Linked DNA regions of Homo sapiens: region 2 is linked to region 1. Evidence: chromatin loops called from intact Hi-C (ENCODE). Cell type or tissue: dorsolateral prefrontal cortex. All regions are shown on one strand. Each heading gives the region's core, and the rest is flanking DNA. Links, peaks and the distances in the headings are about the cores only. Region 1 has its middle 19 kb from the start of LINC02257. Region 2 has its middle 5.6 kb from the start of LINC01705.

What was found. A loop is a pair of places that touch in the nucleus more often than their neighbours do. Peaks named below come from ENCODE experiments on the same cell type or tissue, not always from the same donor. Only the 100,000 strongest peaks of a DNase experiment are listed, where the experiment ranks them.
Region 2: it touches region 1 in a loop (2.2-fold over the local background); 1 of 110 quality-filtered maps calls a loop at or near these places.

What each region holds. Positions count from the first base shown.
Region 1 is chr1:221,994,939-222,000,325 of GRCh38, forward strand. No RefSeq gene overlaps it. Among named protein-coding and RNA genes, the nearest start is that of LINC02257, 19 kb to the left of the region's middle. In dorsolateral prefrontal cortex, for the core only: no CTCF peak of the experiment used is centred there; a DNase peak (open chromatin) is centred at 2,283; H3K4me3 peaks cover 426 bases; H3K27ac peaks cover 1,860 bases.
Region 2 is chr1:222,062,282-222,067,668 of GRCh38, forward strand. No RefSeq gene overlaps it. Among named protein-coding and RNA genes, the nearest start is that of LINC01705, 5.6 kb to the left of the region's middle. In dorsolateral prefrontal cortex, for the core only: no CTCF peak of the experiment used is centred there; no DNase peak of the experiment used is centred there.

The DNA of each region.
Region 1 (5,387 bases), core at 230-5,229:
TTCCCTTTAAGGTCTCTTCCAGTTATAACAATCTCTTATTTGATTCATTCTCCAAGCCTCCCACTCCTTACTGCACTTATTTTAATCTTTTTTTTTCTCCTTTCTCTGTGTTTTCTTGCTTATGAAATGAGTGTGTGTGAGTAATGTTCATATGCTGATGAACACAGTTGGGTCTTTGTCGTCCGTGATAATGAGAAATGGATCATGTGGATAACCCCAAACTGAAAACACTGTTCAAGTATGTGACGGAGGAACATTCCAGTCTGACTAACAATCTAATGTTTAGTTAGGGCTGCACTCACTGAGTATCCATTATCTAGTTAGCAGGATGGGCAGAGAGAAGTTAACTGGGTTAACTGGGTTAGTTTGTGAAAAATAGGGACTGATGCTGCGATGTGCACATTGGCCGAGTCTCCTCCACTAAGCAATGGCTTGTTTTGTAAATTAGACTTGCTTGGTTTGTGCGATTAATACTACAATGGCCAGTGTTTAGGACATGCCCAGGGACAGGAGTGGAGGCTGCAGTAAGAAAAGAAAAGATAATTGCTAGAGATTTTAGGAGACTGAGGGACTCAGAACCAAGAAGGGTCACAGTACCTTGGGTCAAGAGTGGCTCAGCCAGCAGTGACGAGGGCATGGCCCCTCCTCTGGGCTCTGCTGTCACCTTGATTCACCCTACAGGTGGCTCTGCACTAAGGAAACCCCCTTGGACATTTACCAGATGGAATTAGACCTCACAGATAGGGGAGCCACTGTGTGCCCATATGCACCTCTGATTCTGCAGCCTGGCCAGGCCAGCTTTTCTGGAATGAAAATGGGTAAGAGGATGCTTCAGGGCTATTTGTGACCATTTCCCTAGGACTCATGTCCTGCTATGCTCCCTGCCCACTCCACTAGCAATCTGGTCTCTAACAAGCCCCTCATGCTCAATTACCCCTTATCAGTTGGTGGAGACATGTGGCATGGGTGTCTCAGGTGAGTTTAAATGTAAATTTGAGCTGAGTCAAGATATTATACAAAGCTTGTGGGAGGCTGAGGTGGGCAGATCACTTGAGATCAGGAGAGTTCGAGACCAGCCTGGCCAACATGGTAAAACCCCGTCTCTACTGAAAATACAAAAATTAGCCAGGTGTGGTGGGGGCGGGGGGGGCACCTGTATTCCCAGCTACTTGAGAGGCTGAAGCCAGAGAATCACTTGAACCCAGGAGGCAAAGGTTGCAGTGAGCCTAGATCGTGCCATTGCACTCCAGCCTGGGTGACAGAGATTTGGTCTCAAAAAAAAAAAAAAAAAAAGATATTATACAAAGCTTGTTCTGTTCATAAAAGGTTGAACATTACTGTATAAGACTACAGATCACACAATTCTGCATGTTTTATTTTATAATATTTTATTTTTATTTTTGGTAGCAGAAGGATCTCACTATTTTGCCCAAGCTGGCCTTGAACTCCTGGCCTCAAGTGATCCTCCCACATCAGCCTCCCAAAATGCTGGGATTATAGGCATGAGCCACCACTCCTGGCCTAGATAAACTTTGATTTCTCTTTTATTATAAAGGTAACATGTTTGTTACCTTTTGCTACCATGTTTGTTACATGGTTGTATTTGGAAAATATAGTAGAAGTATACAAAAGAAAATGTAGACTTGTTATACTGTAACACCCAGCCAGAGATAAGCACTATTAATGCTTTGGCATATTATTTGTATTGTCTTTCTGATAAATAGAGATAAGATAGATGTCATTGTATATAGTTTCATATCTTACATTTTCTAACAATTTTGTAAGCATGTTCTTGTCATTTAGTTTTTTTAATGTTATATGTTAATGTCTCCATAATAATTTAATTACATCTGTGTACAACAATTTATTAAGCATTTCTTTGTTATTGAGAGAGTGTTTCTAACCCTTTGCTTATCTTATATAATGTAGCAATGAAAACCCTCTTGCGTGAATAGTTCTTTGAACTGCTGTGTTTTTCCTCAGCAGATTCCTTACAAAAAGAATTTCAGGATAAAGGTATACAAAGATTTTTAAGTTTCTTAAATAAATTGTCAAATAGTTTTCTAGATAAGTGGCAACAATTTATACTTCTACTGGCTGTCACAACAGTAAGAACTGTCATGTTTTATTTTATTTATTTATTTATTTATTTATTTTTGAGACAGTCTCACTGTGTCACCCAGGCTGGAGTACAGTGGAGCAATCATGACTCACTGCAGCTTCTACCTCTTGGGCTCAAGCCATACTCCCACCTCTGCCTCCCAAGTAGCTGGGACTACAGGCGCTTGCCAACACACCCAGCTAATTTTTGTATTTTTCATAGAGACAGAGTTTTGCCATGTTGCCCAGGCTGGCCTCCAACTCCTGAGTTCAAGTGATCCACCCACCCTGGCCTCCCAAAGTGCTGGCATTACAGGAGTGAGCCACTGCACCTGGCCAAAACCTGTCATGTTTTATAATGTTTGGAACTTTATATATGCAAAAAAAAAGTGATAACAAAGTTTTATTGAAATTTTCTTGAGTTTATTTTGTGTGGTTGAAAACTCTGTGTATGTTTATAGAATGCTCTATTTATAATCTTTGCCCATTTTTCTTTCCTAGTGAAATATTCTTATTTATTTATATGAGCTTTCATGAGATTTATATGAGATATATATATACATGCATATGTATATTAATCCTTTGCTATCTATGCTGCAAATTTTTTCTACATGTTTTCTGTCTTTTAATTTTGCTAATGATTTCAACATTAAAAAGTTTTAGGCTGGGCACGGTGGCTCACGCCTGTAAGCCCAGCACTTTGGGAGGCCAAGGCAGGCACATCACTTGAGGTCAGGAGTTCAAGACCAGCCTGACCAACATAGCCAAACCCTGTCTGTCCTAGAAGTACAAAAAAATTAACCAGGCATGGTATGTGTGCCTGTAATACCAGATACTCAGGAGTCTGAAGCAGGAGAATTGCTTGAACCCGGGAAGCAGAGGTTGCAGTGAGCCAAGATCTCACCACTGTACTCCAGCCTGGGCAACAGAGTGGGACTCCATCTGAAAAAACAAAAACAAAAACAAAAAACAAAAAAGAACCCCTTAAATTTACTTGTATTCAAATCTTTGCTTTTACCTTGTAATTTCTTCCATGCTTTTTGTTTATAATTCCTTCTCCACTTTGAAGACAGGAGAATATTTATTTGTATTTTGAGATGTTTTATTTTTTGTAATTAACTTGATAATTCATCTTGTGTTTATTTTACATGTAGCACGAGGTGAAGATTTAACTGGCGATCATTCCCCAAACTGTTTGCTGACTAATCCATTTGTGTGTGGTTTTCCTTATCATGTATTAGATCCCCACACACATCATGGGTGTCTTGGCCTATACCCCAAACTCCCTTTCAGGAATGAAGGACTTTGTTTCTCCAGCAGCTAGAAGACAGCTCTCAGCTGCCAGTTCTTTGGGGATTGACTCTGCAGAAAAAAAAAAAAAAATCTGCCTGAAAAAGAATCTAAATGACCTTCTAAGCCCCACAGCTCCCTATGTGGTGTGTGGCTGCAGCCTTTCTTGGGACTGAATCACAGCTCAACTTATCTCTGTGCTCAATTTCACTTCTGTCCTCTCCTTCCATGCTCACCCCAAGCACACTCCCTAATGAATGTCTGATATGGTCTGGCTGTGTGTCCCAACTCAAATCTCCTCTTGCATTGTAATCCAAATTATAATCCCTATATGTTGAGGGAGGGACCTCACGGGAAGTGATTAGATCATGGGGGCAGTTCCCCCATGCTGTCCTCATGATAGTGAGTAAGTTCTCATGCTATCCGATGGTTTTATAAAGGGCTTTTCCCCCACTTCACTCTTCACTCATTCTCTCTCCTGCCACCCCGTAAAGAGGTGCTTTCTGCCATGATTGTAAGTTTCCTGAGGCCTCCCCAGCCAGGCAGAACTGTGAGTCAATTAAACCTCTTTTCTTTATAAATTACCCAGTCTCGGATATTTCTTCATAGCCGCATGAGAACTGACTAATACAAAGTCCTACAACCTAATCTCCATATCAGAGTCAGCTTCCAGGGAGTACAGCCTATGACATACATAAAGGCCCATGATCTGCAATCCAAAATTTCAAAATTAGCGAAGTTCTAAAAAGCACATTTTTTTTTCTTTTTCATGAGTTTCGTGCCAACGTTCACTTGGGAACAAAATATGACTTGAATCAGTTGGAGGCTGTTTGTAGTTTTTATGTGTCCTACTGAGTTTCATTACAGAAATATCAATATGTTTGTTTATGTAGTACTGGTCCTGACCCCACTGGGTTCTGAGGTCTATGAAGTATTCAGTAATATTTAGGATATAACCAAATTACCTTTCTGAAATTCAAATTTTAAATTCACAAACATATGTAACCCCAAGAATTTAAGACAAAGGACAGTGGGCCTATATGGGATATATTTTGAAATTTACCTTGATGTATATGCTGTTTTGATGGCAAAATCGTCATTAAGCATTTAAAAATCTCGTAAGTTAAGTCTTCTCCCTTAGTATTACTATTCTTTTGCAAAATACTTTTTGTTATTCCTACCTGTTTACTCTTTGAGATGAACTTCAGAATCATTTTACCAAATTATCTCCCCAAATTGAGATTTCCCTTGAAATAATACTATGCCTAAAAGTTAATCCAGGGACCATTAATATCTTCAAAGTATTTATCTCATCTAAGAATATGATAAGTCTATCTCTTTGTTGATGTTGACTTTTACAGCTCTAGGTAAGTTTTAAAACTTCTTCAGAAAAGCTCCACATGTATTTCATTAGAGTTATTGCAATGACCTAGATTTTTGTTGTTATTCTGAAAGAAACTATGAAAGTTTTTTTCCTACTAATTATCCTAATTATTATTTGCTTATAGAAAAAAAATCCTTTCATAATTTTACTTTTTATTGCCTCACTTCTGAAATTACATTAATTCTAAGAGCTTTTCAGTTGAATTATCTTGATTTTTCTTTGTATTTAATTATGTCATCTGCAAATAATGATAATTTTGTCCTCTTTTAAAATATTCATGCATCCTCTTTCCATTTTATACCACATTGTGCTGGACAGTATGTTCATTGGTAAGAACGTGAAATAATGATGGCAGTGGCAGAAATTCTGGTCAGCTTCCCAGTTTTAATTGGGATTGTCCCTAGTGCTCCACGATTAAGCATTATGCTGGCTGGTGTTTTATGATGCTTATTTTTAATCATCTATAGAAATATTCTATTCTTAGTTTTCTAAAGGTTTCTTTTTCATCTGTAAGAAATATGTTGCATCGTATCCTATATTTTTTGACATTTGTTGAAATTACCATATGTTTGTCTCCTTTGAAATATTGCTATGATGCAATATATTAATAGAT
Region 2 (5,387 bases), core at 209-5,208, 67 kb after region 1:
ACATCACTGCACATGGAGTTGTAAGAAATGATGATAATAAGTTCTCAGAAGCTGATGCCAGCCAGCTCTAGCCCACCACTTCCAGTAGACCCTATTCTAATCCCAGTTCATAATCTAAGACTTGAGGCAAGCCACATAGCCTTTCTAAGTATCCATTTATACTTCTATAAAATCTCAAAGACAATGCCACTAGAAACGATGTCATGATTAAAGGGCTATTAACAGCAGAACAAGATAATTTCTCCCCACTTCCCAAGACAGTTGCACATACAAAGCATCAAAGGGAAGCAAATGAACACTTTACTGTAAACACAACCTATGCCTCTGAATTCAACCAGAAGAATCTGATAAGGCGAGTTTTATCATGTAGTCAAGGTTGGCATCCTAAGGGGGGAACTATCCCATCCTGTTCTGCTATTCCAAGTCCAAAGCCACATCCCAGGATCTGTTCACCCTCTACCAACCAGATGAAGAAAAGAGACTGAACAGAAGAGGATGTCTGCAGGTCAGGTTTGACTAGGCCTGCCCTGAGGTAGCAAGACAGAAACTGGTTTAGCAGTATGAGTGCAAGAGAGAGACAAGAGAAAAGCAAGGCAGCCAAGCTTCCAACTCAGCAAAAAAGTGCCAGGCCCTCTTACCCTTCCTGTCACCTATAGGGAGAAGCAGAGCAGCACCACTATGTTTAATAACCATTTCCATATGCAGGGACTCATCTGCTGGCACCATGGCCCAATCAGCATTCAGCTTGCTTAGGTTAGCACCTGGGAGAGTGGATTCTCTGCCTTTAAAACTGACCCAGTTGTCCTTGTATTAGTCCACTTTCACACTGCTGATAAAGACATACATGAGACTTGGTAATTTAAAAGGAAAAAGCGTTTAATGGACTTATAGCTCCACATGGCTGGGGACCTGCCCCCATGATTCAATTACCTCCCACCATGTCCCTCCCACAACACATGGGAATTCAAGATGAGATCTGGGTGGGGACACAGCCAAATCATGTCATTCTACCCCTGACCCCTCCCAAATCTCATGTCCTCACATTTCAAAACCAATCATACCTTCCCCAAAGTCCCCCAAAGTCTTAACCCATTTCAGCACCTAATTTAAAAATCCACAGTCCAAAGTCTCATCAGAGACAAGGCAAGTCCCTTCCACCTATGAGCCTGTAAAATTAAAAGCAGGTTAGTTACTTCCTAGATACAGTGGGGGTGTATGTGGCTTTTCCAGGTCCACAGTGCAAGCTGCCAGTGGATTTACCATTCTGGGGTCTGGAGGACAGTGGCCCTCTTCTTACAGCCCCACTAGTCAGTGCCCCAGTAGGGACTCTGTGTGGGGGCTCTGACCCCACATTTCCCTTCTGCGCTGCCTAGCAGAGGTTCTCCATGAAGGCCCACTCCTGCAGCAAACTTCTGCCTGGGCATCCAGGCATTTCCATACATCCTCTGAAATCTAAGCAGACATTCCCAAACCTCAATTCTTGACTTCTGTGCACTCACAGGCTCAACACCACATGGAAGCTGCCAAGACTTGGGGTTTCCACCCTCTGAAGCGACAGCCTGAGCTGTACCTTGGCCCCTTTTAGTCACAGCTGGAGCAGCTGGGATGCAGGGCATCAAGTCCCTAGACTGCACACAGCAGAAGGACCCTGGGCCCAGCCAACAAAACCATTTCTTCCTCCTAAACCTCTGTGCCTGTAATGACAGGGGCTGCTGCAAAGGTCCCTGACATGCCCTGGAGACATTTTCCCCATTGTCTTGGTGATTAACATTTGGCTCTTCGTTACTTATGCAAACTTCTGCAGCCTGTTTGAATCTCTCCCCAGAAAATGGAATTTTCTTTTCTATCACATTGTCAGGCTGCAAATTTTCTGAACTTTTATGCTCTATGTCCCTTTTAAAACTGAGTGCCTTTAACAGCACCCAAGTAAACTCTTGAATGTTTTGCTGCTTAAATTTCTTCCACCAGATACCCTAAATCATCTCTCTCAAGTTCAGAGTTCCACAATTCTCCAGGGCAGGGGCAAAATGCTGCCAGCCTCTTTTCTAAAACATAACAAGAGTCACCACTGCTTCAGTTCCCAACAAGTTGCTCATCTCCATCTAAGACCACCTCAGCCTGGATTTCATTGTCCATATCATTATCAGCATTTTGGTCAAAGACATTCAACAAGTCTCTAGAGAGTTCCACACTTTTCTATATTTTCCTGTCTTCTGAGCCCTCCAAACTGTTCGAACCTTGTGTGTTATCCAATTCCAAAGTCACTTCCACATTTTGGGATATCTTTTCAGCAGCACCCCACTCCCAGTACCAATTTACTGTATTAGTCCATTTTCACACTGCTGATAAAGACATACATGAGACTGGGTAAATTATACAGGACAAAGGGTTTAATGGACTTACAGTTCCGCATGGCTGTGGAGGCCTCACAATCATGGCAGAAGGCAAGGAGGAACAAGTCACATCTTACATGGATTGCAGCAGGCAAAGAGAACTTGTGCTAGGAAACTTAGCCTTATAAAGCCATCAGACCTTGTGAGGCTTACTCACTATCATGAGCACAGCACAGGAAAGACCTGCCCCCATGATTCAATTACCTCCCATCATGTGCCTCCCACAACACATGGGAATTCAAGATGAGATATGGGTGGGGATACAGCCAAACCATATCAGTCCCATAGAGTTGATGTTTATGGTTTCTTTGAATAAACATAGAAATTGATCCTCCCAGTTTTAAACTTGAGGTTATATTTGCCTTATTTGAGTTCATTTCTCAGGAAACCAACCATCAGTGTTCCCAGACAGTATTAAGGAGCTGAAACTCACCAGATCACTGCATCTGGACAATGAGTCATCAGACCTCCTACCCGTCATGGTTGACTAACCAAGGACTTGCTCTCTGTTGACCAACTCCTCTTCCTTACCCATCCCTAATTCCTGTTTTCCCACACATGGTGACATTTCTTCCTTGCTATATAAGCTGAGACAATAGGTATTAAAGAAGGCTTCAATCAGGCGCTACATAGTAACATTTATATATTTATATAACCATGTAAGAATATAAACATCAAAATGCATTGGTTTAGTCAGTCAGGGAGATGGATTTGAGACTGATCTCCCATCTCCTCAGCTGCAGCACCTGATTAAAGCCTTCTTCCTTGGCAATACTTGTTGTCTCAGTGATTGGCTTTCCTTACGGTGAGCAGCAGTTCGTAGACAGAACCCCTTGTGTTTCAGAAACACCTTTACACTTATGTTGTGTGGTTGCTGGGAAGATTAAATGACATGAAGATTTTGGCCTAAGTTGTGCTACCCAGTTTTATCATCCAGCTTTTCTTACCTAAGTGACTCTGAATGAATCTTGGGTATTCAAAAATAAAAAAAAGAAAATAAGTTAAATCTATCTGTGATTCCATGTAATCTTTATAACCATCTGCCACTCCTCCAGATAGAATCCACCATCGAATAGTGAAGTTGATTTAATATTTTGAAGAGTATTGAAAAGATGTGTTTACTATACACCCAGAAGATAGATCTAAGAGTGGCTTAGCAAGGGCACTATTGTTGAAATAAGCAGCTCCCCTCCTGAGTTGTCCATTTAGAAGAGGAAAATTCATTTTGATGTTTATGTTCTTACACAGTTATATAAAAGTCAGTAACATTACTATGTAGTAATGACTTTTATTTTTAAATATGAGACACATTATTTCAAAGTCATGAACCGAATTAAATTAAACACAACATTAAATTACATTCACTCTGTGCTGAGGTGCCAGTGAGGAGTGGGATGTTTCCAACTCTGACTTTGTCTTTAATCTTCTTCTCCCAGCACCTGGAATTACTTAAACCTTGACTCTGTGTGTAGTGACTTCAATGCAAATGTGCTGAGGATCCATCTGCTGGAAAGGAGTCTTCTAGATTTGTGTGGGTTAAACTCTAGCTCACTGGGGATTGGAGAACACCAAGTCTCAGTTTTGCTAGCTGGAGTTGGGGTGATTTGGAGTATTAAGGACTCCAAATTAAGGAGTATTAAGGTTACTATGGAATCTAACCTCTTTTCATGTTTTCTAAGAGTCCTGATGATTTTCTGTCCTTTTAATTTTCACCAAATGTGACAAGGGGGAGAAGACCATTTGCCTTCCTAAAATACATCCAAAATGTCTAGTCAAGAAACCTAAATAAAATAGATCTCCCAGAGTGCAAAGAACTAATATCACAGCCAAAGGAAATGAGATTGTGACCTGGGAAGGCAGGAAAAGTAGGGGGCAGGGAGGTCCAAGGAGGGATCTTAGGATCCCTGGCAAGACTTTTCTGTCTGTGAAACCACCTCACACTGAGGTGCACTACCCCAGGGCCCAGCAAATTTTAAGAATCCAAGGAATCCTAAAGGAATTGCACAAAGTTACCTAATCTAAAAATGTTTAAAAGCCACATGCCATTTTTGGACTTCTGATCCTTCATGTGTGCAGAGGCAAGAGAGGTACAGCAGGGTAGAGTGAGGTCTACATCACAGACAGGCAAACATCTCCACAGCCAGGCCAGGAAGCAACGTTCCCAGGCTGTCAGATCACTCAGGCTCAAGGTTGCTCTGGGTCAAGTGTCTGAAGATACACTGTCCAATACAGTAGTCACTAATCACATGTGGCCATTTAAATTTGAATTTAAATAAGTTAAGATGAAATGAAATTTGAAAATTTATCTCTTCTGTTGTACTAGGCACATTTCAAGTGTTCAATAAACACATGAAGCTAGTGGTTACCACATTGGACAGTGTAGATATAGAACAATTCCACAACACAAAAGTTATATTGGATGGAGCTGGTCTAAAACATATAAATATACATAAATGTCCAGGAATTCTCTGATTCTTTATGGGAGCTATTTCCAGACTGAAACCCCATTCAGGTTTTCAAACAATTATTTAAAGCAATTATACAGGATTTGTTCTTCCTCTGCACCCAGCCTAGAAATATTTTAGGGAATAAGGAAAAAAATGTCTTATTCCTTTTATACAGCAAATTACATTTTGCGTGGAAAAAATCAAGGAAACCCACACACCAGGTTTAGTACTCAAGCATGCAACCCTACAAAATGTTGGCTAACAAGCCCTTTCTTTAGAAGTAATGCAATTTGCACACATAAATTAGTCTGAAGAGGCAAATTTTAAAAATCCAATTTCAACTACTTTAAAAGGACAATTAATTATTTTAAAAATTGCTGTGCTAATTGTCTATCATTGACATAGCTCTCTGTAGGGCCTTGCTGGATTACTTAGGTCACTATGAGTTGACTCTGTACTCAAAAATACTATTTTAGAAGTGCTTCATGTATACGTATGTGTGAGTATGTGTGGATATGTACGTGCATCAAAATTCTGACTTTTCACA